Regions from separate parts of the Homo sapiens genome. Here region 2 is linked to region 1. Evidence: read pairs that join two places in POLR2A ChIA-PET (ENCODE). Cell type or tissue: B cell. All regions are shown on one strand.

Evidence for each region. ChIA-PET counts read pairs that join two places held together with the same protein. Peaks named below come from ENCODE experiments on the same cell type or tissue, not always from the same donor. Only the 100,000 strongest peaks of a DNase experiment are listed, where the experiment ranks them.
Region 2: POLR2A ChIA-PET joins it to region 1 with 5 read pairs; 2 of 35 experiments call an interaction of 5 or more read pairs at or near these places.

The regions. Positions count from the first base shown.
Region 1 is chr1:30,740,773-30,748,772 of GRCh38, forward strand. LAPTM5 (lysosomal protein transmembrane 5) reads right to left here. Exons shown (of 8, transcript NM_006762.3): 2 at 1,684-1,777; 3 at 868-944. It overlaps LOC105378620 (a long non-coding RNA gene), which reads right to left. Exons shown (of 2, transcript XR_007065566.1): 2 at 3,018-8,000. Among named protein-coding and RNA genes, the nearest start is that of MIR4420, 5.5 kb to the left of the region's middle. RefSeq lists enhancers at 3,157-3,286, 4,728-4,787, 4,798-4,987, 5,308-5,457, 7,358-7,667 and 1 more. In B cell, no CTCF peak of the experiment used is centred here; DNase peaks (open chromatin) are centred at 3,039, 5,217, 6,728, 7,779 and 1 weaker place; H3K4me3 peaks cover 5,414 bases; H3K27ac peaks cover 8,000 bases.
Region 2 is chr1:29,059,039-29,067,038 of GRCh38, forward strand. EPB41 (erythrocyte membrane protein band 4.1) reads left to right here. Exons shown (of 21, transcript NM_001376013.1): 15 at 1,384-1,446; 16 at 5,944-6,120. Among named protein-coding and RNA genes, the nearest start is that of TMEM200B, 61 kb to the right of the region's middle. In B cell, no CTCF peak of the experiment used is centred here; no DNase peak of the experiment used is centred here.

The DNA of each region.
Region 1 (8,000 bases):
CTCCCCAGGCAGCATGGGTTCCAAGACAGAGTGAGTGTTAGCAAGGGGAGTGGGTGCTGGCATTTGAGGCAGGGTGGACGCATTCCAAACCAGCACCAAATCATCGCCCCACTCCTCCGGCCCTGCAAGGGCCAGGCCCCTGTCTGCACAGGAAGGACCCTCTTTCTGGATCCTACTCCCATGGCTATGTGGTGAGGCCCTGGCTTCCTGCCTTTCTGGGGACCCAGGGACCGCGGGTTCCTCTTCTGCAGGGGATTGAGCTACAGCCCATCTCAACTCTCCCACCAGATTTGCCTCGGGCCCAGGAGCCCCTCGTTGTCACACTAGACTGTCCCTGTCTCTCTGAAGGCCCATCTTCCCCAATCAGATCATGAGCTCTCTGGGGGCCTTCCAGGGCGTAGGTCCCCCTCAGGGTGCTGGCTCCTGTCACTGCATGGATAGAGCTGCATGCATCCTACTTTCCCCCTTCTTCGGCTCCTCTCATCCATTACAAAATCCAGTGCTTTCTCCCGTCTCTCACCCCCAGAAACAACACTTCCTCTTTTCACTCTCAAAATTCCCTGCTTCCACCTGCCGTTTAAAAGGATGTGAGTCATCAGCTAGTTCTCACCAAAGTGTCGGTGACCAGCATAGCCCACCATGCCCGGCCCCGTGGAGGCTCATGTTACCAGGGAACTGAGGTCACCTGCCCAGGGAATCTCAGGGAGAAACATGGTTCTCCAAAAGGTATGTGTGAAGATCTCCAGAACGCAGGTGGGACCGCCTAACATACCCGCCTCCCACCCTCTCAGCACCCAGCACTGCCCACCACCAGTGGGTGTGAATAACAGGAAGGGGCAGGGGGCAGCGGGGCTCCTGAGCCCTCACCTTGACTACGCCGATCAGTAGGCTCAGGCTGATGATGAAGAGCATGGTGATGAGCAGGAAGCTGGAGATCAGGTCAGCTGAAAGGCAAGGAGAGCAGGGAGGTGCTCAGGGGTGCCCCTGGGACCCCAGCCAGGCTCCCAGGACCACACTTGGGGAACCACTGGTTTGGGGACATGAGGATGCACAGGAAAGCCCAGGCCCTGCCCTCTTGCAGTCCTGAGTCTGGAGTGAGTACAAAGACAAAAGCAGAACATCACACATAGCACAGGAGGATGCGACAGAGGGTGCTGGGCTGGAGGTGCAGGCTGGGGTCCACTTCAGCCAGGGTGAGGCTGAGGAAGGCATCCCTGGGGAGTGGCCTGAGAGCAATGAGGAATCGGCCTGAGACAGGGACAGGGTTGGTGAGGTCAGTGTGGCTGGAGCAAGGTGTGGGGTGGAGAATCGCAGGGAGATGCTGTCAGAGAGGTGGGCAGAGGCTGGATCCTATGGTGAGGAGTTTCCATTTTATTCTAGTGTGATGAGCAGCCACTGACGGCTTTAAGCAGAAGAGTGAGGCTATCACCTTTACCAGCTGGTGGGGATTTGCAAAGTGCCATTCCATCTGCTCTCACCACCTGCAGATGTGGGTGGGGTCAGGTGGAACATCCCCATTTGCGGATGAAACAGCTGAGGCCCCAAGAAAGGAAGACACTTGCCAGAGGTCATCCATCGTCCATGGAGAGGTGGCAGTGCCTCCAACACTAGCCTGGCTATCCCTGGCCAGGGCCCTCCCTGTCCTCCTCCCCCCGCCACTCCACCGGCGTCCCCTGGACCTACCGATCCTGAGGTAGCCCATCTGGGAGAGCTTGCAGGACGCCTTGCCATGGGCCACCTCTACTGAGTGCTCGATGAACAACAAGACGCTCATGATCTGGAGGCAAAGCAAAGCATCAGTCAGCTGAGCCTGCATCACGGCCCCCCGACCAGCCCCTCCCACCTTAGTGGTGTACAGCAGGGAAGCCAGTAGTGGGGATCCTGGAGCAGATGGCATGCCAGGTCAGTAGGGCATCTCAGACAAAAGAGTGGCCTTTACACACAGAGAGCCCATGTTCAGAATCCTGGGTCTTCCTCTCTCCAGCTATGTGACCCTGGGCAAGCTACTTGACTTCTATGTGCCTCGGTTTTCCCATCTGCAAGATGGGGATAATACTAGTAACTTCCTTAGGAGGCTACTGTGAGGAGTAAATGAGACTATCCCAGGAGAGCCCTTAGGCCCAGTTCTCAGGAAGAGTGGTAACTGTTACTACTGAAGGTCAGGCTTAAAGAGGTGGGGTGGGGGGTAGAAGCTGAAGGCCCCTCCACTGCATCCCCTTCTGTAACAACAAGCTCTGGGGATCAGAGAGCACCATAGAGCTTCAGGTTCCCGGAATCATCAACACAGGCCCAGGAGGGCCCTGGAGAGCATCTAACCCTGAATCTCTGTCTCCCATGGCCCCTCAGGGAACAATAACATCTTCCTCATAGGATTGTGGTGGGGCCAGATGGGATAATTCACTTAAAGTACCTGGCAGATAGTAAGCACTCAATCTGTGCTGTTATCCATTATCCCCATTCGACTGTAGGTTCCAGGCAGGGAAAGCCTGTATGTCTCTTTGTTCATTCCCCTAGCTGTTGTATTTGTTGAATGAATGAATGAATGAATGAATGAACAAATGAACCCCACACTCTCAGATGACCCTTGCTAAGAATGATGTGGAAGGGGCGAATCTGATAGGCCTGAGTGTTGGGGTGGCCCTAGAAACAACTGAAGTTCAGCCACAAAACTGCAGTTTTAAAGAACCTTGGAGGTCACCTTATCCATGCCTCCCATAAACCTGTGCCATGCAGCCTCTACTTAAGTGCTTCCAGCCATGGGGAACTCACAACCTTATGTGTGTCCATGTCCTCACAGCAAGCCCTCCACCCTTCCCCTATGACATACATACAGTTCTCCAGGTAACCTCTGCCCATATAAAGAACAAGAAAACTGTCCCCTCCCCTCTAGTCGGTGCCCTATCTCTATTAATATGGCCCTAAGTTTACATCGGCTTTCTAGGCAGCCCTGCACTGGTAACTCATGCTCAGCTGACAGGCAACCAGCCACCCACCATCTGTTTCCCCCTTGCTGACTGTGTGGGTTTTTTTTTTTTTTTTTTTTTTAGCTCAGACACAGGTCTCAACTTGTCTTCCTGCCACATTACATCCTGTTTAGGGGCGTGGAAAGGGACTGAACGGAAGAGTGATGAAGAGCTGGGCTCCAGAATCAGATCAAGAGGATTTTGAATCCAGGTCACTGTGTGACCTTGGGCAAGTCTCTTAACCTCTCTGAGTTTCCTCATCTGGAAAATTGCAATCACTGGATTTAGTGAAGATTAAATTGCATTATATTTGCAAAGCACTGAGCTCAGGGACTGGCAGGGGGTGCCCAGCAAACAGAATCTGCTTTTGGCTGGGGCAAGCTTACGTGGTTCGGCAGTAGTACCAGGAGCACGGTGCATGCTCTAACTGCCCCCTCTACCTGCTAAAGAGTGAGCTGGAAAGGCTTTGTCTCATCAGGAAAGTTGAGAACACCCCAAAAAGAAGGCAGGTGTGGTGAGGGCTGTGGCTGACACTCACAGGAAACAGCCCTGAGAGAAAAAAACTCCTTCCTCAGCCCCTAAAGGCCAGGCCGCAGCCCCTCTCCTCTCAGTTTCACCTTGAACGAGAGAAAGAGAAAGGGAGGCAGATGACAGCTCCGTCCAGCACAGAACGGGGTGTCCTGTGAAGTGGTGAGCTCCCTGTTCCTGGGAGTATGTAAGCAGATCACAGATGAGTCACAGCTGGGCTTAGAGAAGGACCATGAGCATCTGCCAGCTGTGAAATGAGAAGACTTTCAAAGTCTCAAGATTCCAGGATTATCTGAGATCTGGAACAAAGCCTAGAATCAGATCATCTCAACCTCCCCTTGCTAGAAGGAGCCTGCATGTACTTGTTTTATAAGCTTCCTCTGCTTGTTTTATAAACTCAGAGAGATTAGGTGGCTTGCCCAAGGACACACAGCAAGTTGAGGGAGGAGCCCAAGTCTCCCAGTGCTGTTCTGATGCCTTCCCATTCCCCTGACCCCCAAAATGCCTCAGAGCCCTGCTAGCCTGAACCCCGGAGAGGACTTAGATATTTTGATCATGCATCTATGTCAGTAAAACCTTTTGCACACACGCCTCTATTTTTCTTTCTTTCTAAATTACACGCATGTGTTGCTGTCCTAGTTTATCATGAACATCATAAAACAGCTACTAAAAAATTTCCAGAAATTAAAAAATTATATGATGGAAAAATTTAGAAATTTTAATATTGTCCTCCTGAGGCCATGAGGTCACCTTGGACATTACCCGACTTTAGAGACCTCTACTAATCCTCAACTCCCCCTACAACTCCTCTGTTCTCCTCCAAGCATCCCTTACTGCCCTGTAACCCCTCCAATCACCCCAGGGGAAGAAGGGGACATTTGTACAGCCTAACTCCATGCCACATGATCTTCCCCACTACCCAGAAAAGGGACTATTCTTAATACTTTCCTTCCCATTTCACAGACGAAGAAAGTGCAGCTCAGAGAGGTCCAGGGCCTTGCCCAAGGCCTCCCAGCTGGTCATATGCAGGGCTAGGGTTCAAATCTTGGCCAATTCCCTCCGCTGCCCGGCATCTTCCAGCCACCCGGGCTCTGCCTAAGGCCTAACCCTTCCCCTCAGTGCCTCAGTGGAGGCAGAGAGGCGCCCCCATCCCCTCTCCCTCTGCAGTCCCCCCTCCCTCCCCTCAGCCCCAGCACCAGGCACCAGAGGTATTTCTACTTTTGTGAAAACCACCTGCATTTAAAACCCAGGCTCACCCTCCCCCATTTCACCTTTTCTCAACAACCCTGCGGCAGGGGACGAGGGAGGACTTTGTCCCCATTGCCGGATGGCTCACGAGACTCATAGAGGGCAGGGGACCAGCCCACAGTCACAGAGCGAGGCAACCTCAGAGCCTGACTTAGACTCTGAGGGGCCCCGACCTTCCACGAAGATGCCAGGCCCTGACCCAGGAGAAAGGGAGGAAGCTCGGCTCTCCAGGCACCCATGTGGCTCTCTAGGACATAGGATGGAGAGGAACTCACATTTATTCAGCACCTACTGTGTGCTCAGACCTGCACGCACAGGCTTGCACTGCAATCTCCCAAAACTTTACAAGACAGGCAACATTTTCCCGTTTTACAGATGAGGAAATGGAGGCTGAGAGAGAACTCACATGTCCTGTGTCACGTGGCCCGGCTGGGGTGTGAACCCTGTTGCCTCTCTCCTGGGGTCAGGGCTCCCCACAAGGTTGAACTTGCTCCCCTGAGGCTCCAGGATCTCTCTAGCCATCTGCCCACCCTTCCCTGGCAACCAAGCCCCAGCCCCAGCCACTCAGAGCTCAGGAGACAAGAGCTGGGGAGCAGGAGGCCTCCTCCACTGCCTCACTGCTGTGTGGCCCTGGCCAGGTTCTGGCTTCTCCCTGGCCTCAGCTTTCGATTCTGGTCAATGAGAAGAGACCCTCATTTTCCCCTGGGGCCATTGGGATGACAGAACGCAGGAGGGTCAGTGGGGTGGAGCTCCTACACACTGTAGGACATCTCACCCAGGCTGCCCACAGTCCTCCACCCCCAGCCACCCCAGGGCCAGCACCCTGCCCCTCAGAAGGCCCTCACTGCCCCACCCATGTCCCTAACCAACAGCTGTTGGTAGTTCCTGGAAAGTACCTGGCCGACCTACAGAGTATGCAGACAGTCAACATTTCCAAGCCTCCAAGCCCTTGCCTTCCCCTCATGTCCCCGGTTTCCACCTGGACACAGCGCTGCCTTCTCCCCAAGCTCTGAGAGCCCAGCTGGGCTGTGACCTTGGGACCCGAGCCATCCCATGACAGGTACAAGGCTTCTCTCCCCCAACAATGCGCAGGCAGACAGCATGCCCTCACCCACTTGCTCCCCAATTACAGCATCTTTTCACCCACTGTCCCTTCATTCTATGCTGGTGAGATCATGAAGATAAGAGCTCGGGTGCTGGGGTCAGATGGCCCCAGGCCCCAGCCGAGCTCTGCACCCTTGAGCCAGCCACTAACCTCTCTGGGCCTCGGCTCCTCATCTGAGGAATGGGGATAATCACTGACCTGCCTCACAGGATTGCTGAGGTCAAATGGAATCGTGTGGTGCGCGGAGCCGGGCACACAGCAGGTGCACCATAAACAAGCACAATTGGGTGGTGGTTTTTGCTACCTCTGGGCATTCACTGACTCTCAGTAAACACTCTCTGAGCACCTACCGCCTCCAAACTCTGTCTAGAAAAGCCACTGACCCTGGCGTGCCGGTGTCACAGTCTCCAGGGAACTCGATACATGAATGGTGTGCTCAGAGCCATGACAGAGGACACGCATGGGGCTTGGGGTCCTTGATGAGGGAGAGCGCATTGCTGTCTAAAAAACTTAGGGAGAATTTCACCAACAGGAAACCCATGAGCGTGGCTTTGAGGGGCAAGTAGGAGTTTTCCAACACAGAAGAGAAGAAAGCATTCCAAAAGAGCAGACATCATGTGCAAAAGCCACAGGCCTGGTGGTGCAGGTGTGTTTCAGTCCCTTCAGGGAAACTCAGAAGGCACGGGAGTGTCTCTTCCCTGAGAGGAGGATGTTACCAGCGGGGAAATATGGCCCAGAGAGAGACAGCGACCAGCCCAAGGTCACACACCAAAACTGTCGCAGGGTCAAAATCAGCTCTGTCCTCCTGCCTCCAAGCCAGGCTCAGGCTGCGGTCCCAGCCATGCTCAGCCACCCTTCCCACCCCCACTCTCCTTTCCCGCTTTTCACCTCTTCTTCTGCCCATCTTTGGTTTCAGTTCTTATTCCCGTCTGCACGCAGCCTTTCTTTCTTAATGACAAACACAGCTTCCCCAAGCTGGCCAGTTGGGGAAGTGGCCAGGGGCAGGGGGATTTGTTTCTTTTCCTGGTGGCTCTGAGGAGCAAGCAACAGGTTGAGCTAAAAGAATGGGGGCAGGGGCTGGAGGATGGAAATCAGGGAAGATGGGGACAATGGGGTCAGTATTGAACATGGCTGGGCAATAAGGATGGCGGTACCAGAGGGGATGCGGTGAAAACAGTGCACCAGGTGTCACCTGGGAGGCACTGGCCATGGTGACCATGTGAGGCGGGGAGTGGCTGTTGGGATGTTGTTGGAGTTGGCGTGGTGATGACAGTGATGATCAGAGATGCTGTTGGTGATGTTGGTGACAGTGATGGGGGTGACGGCAATGGGGACATCAGGATAGGATGGTGATAAGGAATATCATGTGGATGGTGGTGATGACACAAGAACCCCCGATTCTGGGGTTCAAAGACCAGTCCCTTCTGCAGGAGAGCAGGCCCACTCTCTCTCACTCCCTGAGGCCCAGGACCCACCGTCTCAGAAGCAGGCAGGCGGAGACCCACCATCTGAGATTTTCAGGGAGGTAAAGGTTATAGAGAAAGGACCCAGCCGTCAGTGAGCACACACCCGTGCCAGCCAGAGTGTGGACACTTTCCTATCCGTTTACTTCATTGGCTCCTCCTACCAAATGTGCGAGCCCAGGACAGAGGCTGCACAAGAAGACAGGCCCGGGCTTGTCTTCAACCCTTCCCAACAGACAATGCAGTTTGCCATATGGGTCCCAAGTGCCAGAGCCCTCCCTTGCCCCTCCCCCTCAGGGCTGCTCCACCCTGACCCTGTGTCCTACAGCCTCACACTTCTGCCATCATCATTATTATTATGGCCCCTCCCTGAAGCTCAGTCCCCTCAACCTCACCTGCCCACCCTGATTTCCCTGGGTTGCCTGGGAGGAGGATGTGAGAAGGGAGTCAGATGTGTCACCATCAAGAGGAAGCTCCCCTTCCCCACCCTGTGCTTCTGGTCAGAGCTTATGAGGGCTCAGTGGGGGCCAGCCCCCCAAGAGCACTATCTCCCCAACCACCTCTCCAGCCAGCCCAGATACCACCAGACGCCCCCATTCCTGGGGCCACGCACTCCGCAGCAGCCCGGCCTGGCTGCCTGCAGCTCCCCAGAGCCTGGCTTCTCTCTCCTCTTCACTCTTCCGCAGTTCTCGT
Region 2 (8,000 bases), 1.7 Mb before region 1:
CCGAGGCAGGAGGATCACTTGGGGTCAGGAGTTTGAGACCAGCCTGGCCAACATGGTGAAACCACGTCTCTACTAAAAATACAAAAATTAGCCAGGCGTGTTGGTGCACGCCTTTAATCCCAGCTACTTGGGAGGCTGAGGCATGAGAATCACTTGAACCTGGGAGGTGTAGGTTGCAGTGAGCTGAGATCGTGCCACCGTGCTCCAGCCTGGGTGACAGATATACACATATATTTACATAAACTGAAGAAACCATAATCCTGTACTATATGTTGAAAAGTTTCATTAAACTTTTCAGTAGCAAAATATGTTTTTAAGCAAAATGAAATAATCAGTGAGAGTCAAACCTATCTTTTGTATTTAAAAATTTATAAGAACTATTTCACAATGACATCATATTCTTGGAATAATTGATAATATTTTATATACATTTATCATAAAATGAAAACCATCATAGCTGGCTGTGATGGCTCACACCTGTAATCCCAGCACTTCGGGAGGTCAAGGCAAGAGGATCCCTTGAGCCCAGGAGTTCAAGACCAGCCTGGGCAACATAGGGAGACCCCATCTCTTCAAAAAATAAAAATAAATTAGCCAGGCATGGTGATACACTCCTGTGGTCCCAGCTGCTTGGGAGGCTGAGGCAGGAGGATCACTTGCGTCCAGGAGGTTAAGGCTGCTGTGAGCCACAGCTGCACCACTACATTCCAGCCTAGGTGACAGAGTAAGACCCTGTCTCCAAAAAAACACCCACTGTAGCAGCAACTCCCAGTACTGTGTACAGCCGACTTCTCTGTGCCTCATTCTTTTCATCTATAGAGTGGGATGAATCAGTCTGAATCAGTTAACTGAGTATATTTATTGGCTGATCATGTATAAAATGATAATCTTTCTTAGATCTTTTTTATAAAAGAGATCTAATCTTTTATTAGATTTTATAATTAGAGATCTAGATACTGCAGTGTCACTAAGTATAAAATACATCCCAAAAGCTAAATAATGTTTTTAAAGCATTTCTTCACTCCATGATACATGGAGTTTCAGCGTTTTTTAGTCATATATTTTAAGGTAACCCTCAAACAGTTCAATTTCAAAAATGAAGATAAAACAGCTTGTTACATAAGAAGCCAATGAAGCCAGGAGCACTGTCTATTTAAATAACATCATCACATTCTTTCATCATTCATGAAAAAGGTCATCATTTTCTTGTGGTAATCATGTTCTGTGTCCGTGTGACTCTCTGACCATTTCATGTTGGCATATGCTGCGCTGTGGACATTTATTTTTAAATATTTTTTGGTTTGCCAATTTTCAGTTTTTTCCCGCAAGAACAACATTTTAATTTTTTATGCTTTTCTGTTTTCCCCCCTTTCATTTTCACAGAAAAAGAGAGAAAGACTAGATGGTGAAAACATTTATATCAGACATAGCAATTTAATGTTGGAGGTTTGTATGAACTTGAAGCTTATTTCAGTTGGTTGCCTGGAACCTTCTGCATTCTTTGCTGATCCCCTTTTCTTCATTCTGTGCTGCATTTGGTTTTGCATGCAATTGCATGAAGGGACTTTAGGTTTAAAATGCTTTTGCATGTTGGTGAACATGAAGATATGCAAACATCTCGCCTTCTGATTCTTTTTAGTTTCTATCTGTCATACTTACCTGGAAAAATATATGATTGGGACTACCTCTACCTCTCATGGTTCCATTGTTTTACCCACCTTTAGAAAATTCTACACCATTGCTAAAAGTTCCTTTAATTTTCCAAGAGTATAAACTTCCATATGTCCCAAGATGCAAATTTGCACTATTCTTTCATTTTCTGAATTAAGAGAGTGTGAAAAAGAAGGGAATTCAGAATGGACTTAAAATATTGGAGATAATAGAAAAATGACAGAAGAACTGTCGGGGAGGGGCGGGAAGTAAGATATAAGAAGGAAAGAGGGGAGCCTAGCATTTAATAAGTAGTTACTATAAGATGGTTTAATCATAAAAACAGGCCTGTGGGTATGGGATTGTTATTTTAAAGATGACAAAATTGAACCTCAAAGAGATTAAGTAATTTCCCTGTAGTCCCAGAACTGGAAAGCCAAGATGTGAGTTAGGATCTGTCCAACTCTATTAAACTACACTGTTTTGCACTCTGAAATAGCAACATGCTGTCTGCTATAGGAGTTGTAAGATTATTTTCCCATTATATTCAACATTGGTCATATATATATAAAATTTTTATTTTATTTTATTTTATTTTTGAGACAGAGTCTCGCTCTGTCGGCCAGGCTAGAGTGTAGTGGCGTGATCTCAGCTTACTGCAAGCTCCGCTTCCCGGGTTCACGCCATTCTGCTGCCTCAGCTTCCCAAGTAGCTGGGACTACAGGCGCCCGCCACCTGTCTGGCTAATTTTTTTGTATTTTTAGTAGAGACGGGGTTTCACTGTGTTAGCCAGGATGGTCTGGATCTCCTGACCTCGTGATTCGCCCACCTTGGCCTCCCAAAGTGCTGGGGTTACAGGCGTGAGCCACTGCGCCTGGCCTTTGTTTTTTTTTTTTTTTTTTTTTTTTTTGAGGCGGGTCTCACAGTGTTACCCAGGCTGGAGTGCAGTGGCTCAATCACTGCTTACTGCACTCTCAGCCTCCTGGGCTCAAGCAATCCTCCCATCTCAATCTCCTGAATAGCTGGGGCTATGGGTGCATGCCACAATGCCCAGCTAATTTTTAAATTTTTGGTAGAGACAGGATCTCAGTATGTTGCCCAGGCTGGTCTTAAACTCCTGGACTCAAGTGATCCTTCTGCCTTAGCCTCCCAAAGTACCGGGGTTACAGGCATGAGCCACTGGACCCAACCTAAACTTTAAAAACTAGATAGACCTCTGGCTTAATATATAGCCTCTAATAATTATTTAAACCTCATCTTATTCCTTGTCAATACCTGTATTTTGAGTACTTGTTATGTATAAAGTCTCTGAGAAAAAAATATGCCCAGCCTTCATTAAACATGTATTGCGTGGTGGGTGAAATACCAAGTGCTTTACATATCTTTGTCTCATTTAACATGAAGTTTTTCGAGGCTGGACCCTCAGATATTTCAAACTTGGCAACTGGATCTCTTTGTTTTAGCCCATATCTGAAACCAGACCTGAGTAGTTCCATCTTCAGAGACTAGGAAGAATAGTGAAGGTCAGTTGATTTCCTTTATTTGGCAGTGTAACATCTTGAAATTCTAAACATGCATATTTCCTGACTAGTTCGTCTTCAGTGCTTCCTCTTAACTGGAACCTGCAGTACCAATCATATATTTGTCATTTGTTCCATGAGGTGTGTTATGGCTTCTGAGACTCACAAAGTCCCTGTGTGTGATGTGTTTTTCCCTCAGCATTTCATTGACAGCCCTGAGAGGGGATTTCTAAATAAGTGTGTTTGGAAATTAAAACCACTAACTGCCTTTTGAGAACATTTTATATTTAATGAAGTGTTTGGTTTGATTGCTGCTAAAATTATGAAGTGATAGGCATCAAAAAGTGTCTAACCTGAACACAGCCAAAGTAATTTGGCCATCATTCTTTAGAAGTTTTTTCCCCTGTAAGGAAGTTCTCTCAAGTTATCTGTCACTCCAGCAGGTTTTTTTTTTTTTAAGCATCCCTCCTCCCCCTTCTCCTACCCCGCCCCCACTAATGCTTTGTTCTGGCACAAATAAGGTCGAGTTCATTTTTAGATCTACCGCCTCCTCCTCCATCTCCCAGAGAGAACCTGTAGCAAGTTGTCTATGACAAATTCTATTTGGAACAGGTCCCTTTGAGATCTTAATTTTACTCTGTGCCCCCACAGGTTTTCAACAAAGCCAGCTAAGAAGGATGGAGAAAGCTCCCTCAGAAGCTACTGGTTTTACCAAAACATTTATTTTCCCAGGTTCCAAGCCAATCCGAAGCTAGGCAAGAAGAGTAGCAAATTACAAGTCTCTTACATTAAGAGGTTAACTAAGAGAGTTATCATTTTACATAGCATCTCTTGCTTATTTTTGTTTTGCTCTATTCACACCTTTAACCCTCCCAAATGTATTAGGTTGTTCTTGGCCCAAACAGATTTTAATTTCCAGTGAGGAGCTGGGTCACAGGACCTTACATGCCTGGTGGGTCTGGTTGCTCAGTCCAATACTGGGTCTTTGAATGGGCTTGTTCATGCTTTTCTTTAGCTACTAGACATGCTTTTCTTGCTTTCAGCCAGAAGAAAAGTGCAAACTGTTGTTTCCCCCATAGTGAAGTCCATATTCATAAAATATATTCACATTTCATCCCAGCAAGCAAAACATGCTCTTCTGGGATAGCTATAGGATTGCCCTTTTGGAGTTAGCTTTCTGTTTGATCTCAAAGCAGGTATACATGGTTCAGTCTTGCAAAAATAAAAAGAATAGACTAATGAATTTTCTGAATGAATATCTACAGAATCAAAATCGTCTCACTGATTATTCTTCTTATGCTGTTTTCCCTTTGACATTGCTTTTGAAAAAGTTTTATTTAGTTAAAACCTGTATTACCCTCAGAAAAAACTTTTAAGCAAAATTTTATTTAAATGAATTATAATTTTTTACCCCAATACAGCTGTTTCCTACAGAGCCAAAAAAGAAAGACTAAATCCAAAATTCACCAAGCATATTAGGAGATGTATTTAGCATTATGCTTTTCTTGGATACAAAGCTGCCTTGATATATAATAAACACAGAATTTTTTACAGTCATCAAGTGATGGGCTCCCACATGTTTTGATCTCAAGCATAGATCTTTTAAGGTTTTTTGAAGTATTGTTGGACAAAGAACATTTGAGTTTTTGTCTTCAAGTTATATTTACCATACTATTTTTGGCCAAGTCCCCTTTTTGAAAGTTGTTATATACCTCCTTTTACATAAACCTGAATATTATTTCTAACTCATGCTTTATTAACCTAAGCTTCATTCATTTCTCCCTGGAATATCCCTTTAATAGCTTGCCTGTACCTCAGGTTGCCCAGTATTCAAATTTGCTAGGATATATACCTACTATATACCCACAAAAATTAAAAAAAAAATTTAATCTGCTGGAACAGTTGAATTATTTTAAATTGTCAAGGAGATATATAAGGTATTTGGTGAACTCTTGTTAACTCACTCTCAATCCTTTGAAGGTTATTGCAAGAAGTCCCTGTTTTGAGCTGTACTAAGTGATGAAGTGAAGCTGTTAGAAGCTAGAAAGCCTAAGGCGTTTAGTTTATGTGCATATTGTTGACAAAGAAAAAAAGTCATTTTATTATGTACCTCTGAGTGATTTTTCAGAGGTAGTAACAGTCTGCTCTGGAGCCTTTAACTAGGAATTTCAGTAATAAATTCTTACATCAAAAAAGGGCTATTCTTGTTTTTTAAAAAGCAGAAACAGCCACCTAGTAATAGAGAAGTAAAACCATCTCCAGGTAGAAATAGAAGGATACTGTATGTTTGCAACTCAACAAGACAAGACAGCCAATGGTGGAAGTTGTATGTTTCACCATGCCTTCATTAAACAGTTTGTTTATCTGTTGCTATCTCCATCCTCCTAAGCTGAGCCTAAAATAATTTCTTATCAAGCTGAGGCTAATTGAGTTGTGGAACTACCTTCTTGGGATGAGAAGTTAGAGATCTGCTGCTGTGTCATAATGGGAAGAAGAATCATAAATTAAGGCGTGAGTTCTTTATGGGTTATATAACTGCTAACAGCTATGGAGTTGTGATACTTCACAGCTTCTAAGAAAAGCACTTTATTTAAAGAAAAAAAAGGCAAGCAAATATACCATGTTGTATATTTATAATCTGAATGCAGATTAGTAACATCTGTCCTGGATGTGGTATGTTTTCTACCAGTGCCCAGTCTCTGACGGGTTGCCCTTGATTATGTTCTTTGTCCTGATTGTGTATTGTTTTGCATCTTTGTCCTTTCAACTGTAGGATTTAGACAAGAGTCAAGAGGAGATCAAAAAACATCATGCCAGCATCAGTGAGCTGAAAAAGAACTTCATGGAGTCTGTACCAGAACCACGGCCTAGTGAATGGGATAAACGCTTATCCACTCACTCACCCTTCCGAACTCTTAACATCAATGGGCAAATCCCCACAGGAGAAGGAGTGAGTACTTTGTCCACATGACCAATTGTGAAAATGGAGGGAATAAATGTTTTTATGTATTAATATTCTGTATCTGAGAGAAAGCTTAGAGCTGAAATTTGGATTTGGTGCCTCACTATATTCATTGCTGCTTTAAGGCATTTGTAATCAAATATTTATTTTTTTTTAAGTCAGGTAGGCTACCCAGTGCAATTATAGGAGCTATTTGGAGCCACCAGTAGATGATTAGCCTCTGAGAACTGTCTCTGCAGCTACATGCTTCTGGCTAATGTATGTTTATAAACTGACCATAAGCCAGTAGAGGTTTATTTGTATTCAAACTGTGCCTTCAGGGACTAGAAAGTTTACTAAATTTAGGAAGGTCAAAATAGGAAAGACATTAGTCTTTTTAAAAAGCTTTATTTGAACATTTGCACAACTTAGAAATATCTGGACTGGTTCCCCACAATTATATAGTAAACCAAGGAGGCCCCTAAGCCAGAGAATTCAGAATTCCAAATATTAATGATTGTATTTCAATTTTAGAAAAACTATGGGCTGGGCACCATGGCTCATGCCTGTAATCCCAGCACTTTGGGAGGCCAAGACAGGCAGATCACTTGAGTCCAGTAGTTTAAGACCAGCCTGGGCAACATGGCAAAACCCCATCTCTACAAAAATTAGTCAGGTATAGTGGTGTACACCTGTGTAGTCCAGCTACTCAGGGGGCTGAAACAGGAGGATTGCTTGAGCCAGGAGACCAAGGCTGCAGTGAGCCATGATTGCACCACTGCACTACAGCCTGGGTGACAGAGTGAGACCCTGTCTCAAAAAAAAAAAAAAAAAAGGAAAAGAAAAATGATTTATTTTATCTTTATGAGTAATATTAAACTTTTAATACACTGTTTTGTAAGATAGTCACAATTAGAGGTCAGAGATACCTTTCAGGGGCTCTTCTTTTTCTGTTATTGTCATTACCTATTTTAGAAATCCTACATCTGGGCCGGGCGCGGTGGCTCACGCCTGTAATCCCAGCACTTTGGGAGGCTGAGGTGGGCGGATCATGAGGTCAGGAGTTCGAGACCAGCCTGGCCAGCATGGTGAAACCCCATCTCTACTAAATATACAAAAATTAGCCGGGCATGGTGGCACATGCCTGTAATCCCAGCTACTCAGGAGGCTGAGGTAGGAGAATCACTTGAACCTGGGAGGCGGAGATTGCAGTGAGCCGAGATCACACCACTGCACTCCAGACTGGGCAACAGAGTGAGACTCCGTCTCAAAAAAAAAGAAAAAAAAGAAATCCTACATCTGAATAAATGAATCTATTAAACATTTAATGAAAATATCTTGAAAGTTACCATGAACATATACCCCAAAAGTTTTTATCTTTAGTCAGTACAAGTGAAATATTTATATAGTCACAATGACTCAATAAGTGATTATGATTTAAAAATTATGTGCTTGTTTTTCCCCCAAAACAATAGCAATTCTAGTTTAAAAAAGTAAAATGATGTCTTAATAATTTTAAAACTTTTTTTTTCCCTTTCTTTGAGATGGAGTTTCACTCTTGTTGCCAAGGCTGGAATGCAATGGCACGATCTTGGCTCCCTGCAACCTCCACCTCCTGGCTTCAAGCGATTCTCCTGCCTCAGCCTCCCTAGTAGCTGAGATTACAGGCGCCTGCCGCCACGCCCAGCTAATTTTTTATATTTTTATTAAAGATGGGGTTTCACTACGTTGGTCAGGGTGGTCTCAAACTCCTGACCTCAGGTGATCCACCCGCCTCAGCCTCCCAAAGTGCTGAGATTACAGGCATGAGCCACCGTGCCCAGCTAAAACTTTTTTTTTTTTAAATTTTCAGAATTTATGGTAAACTATCCAAATTATTATTTAGTTTC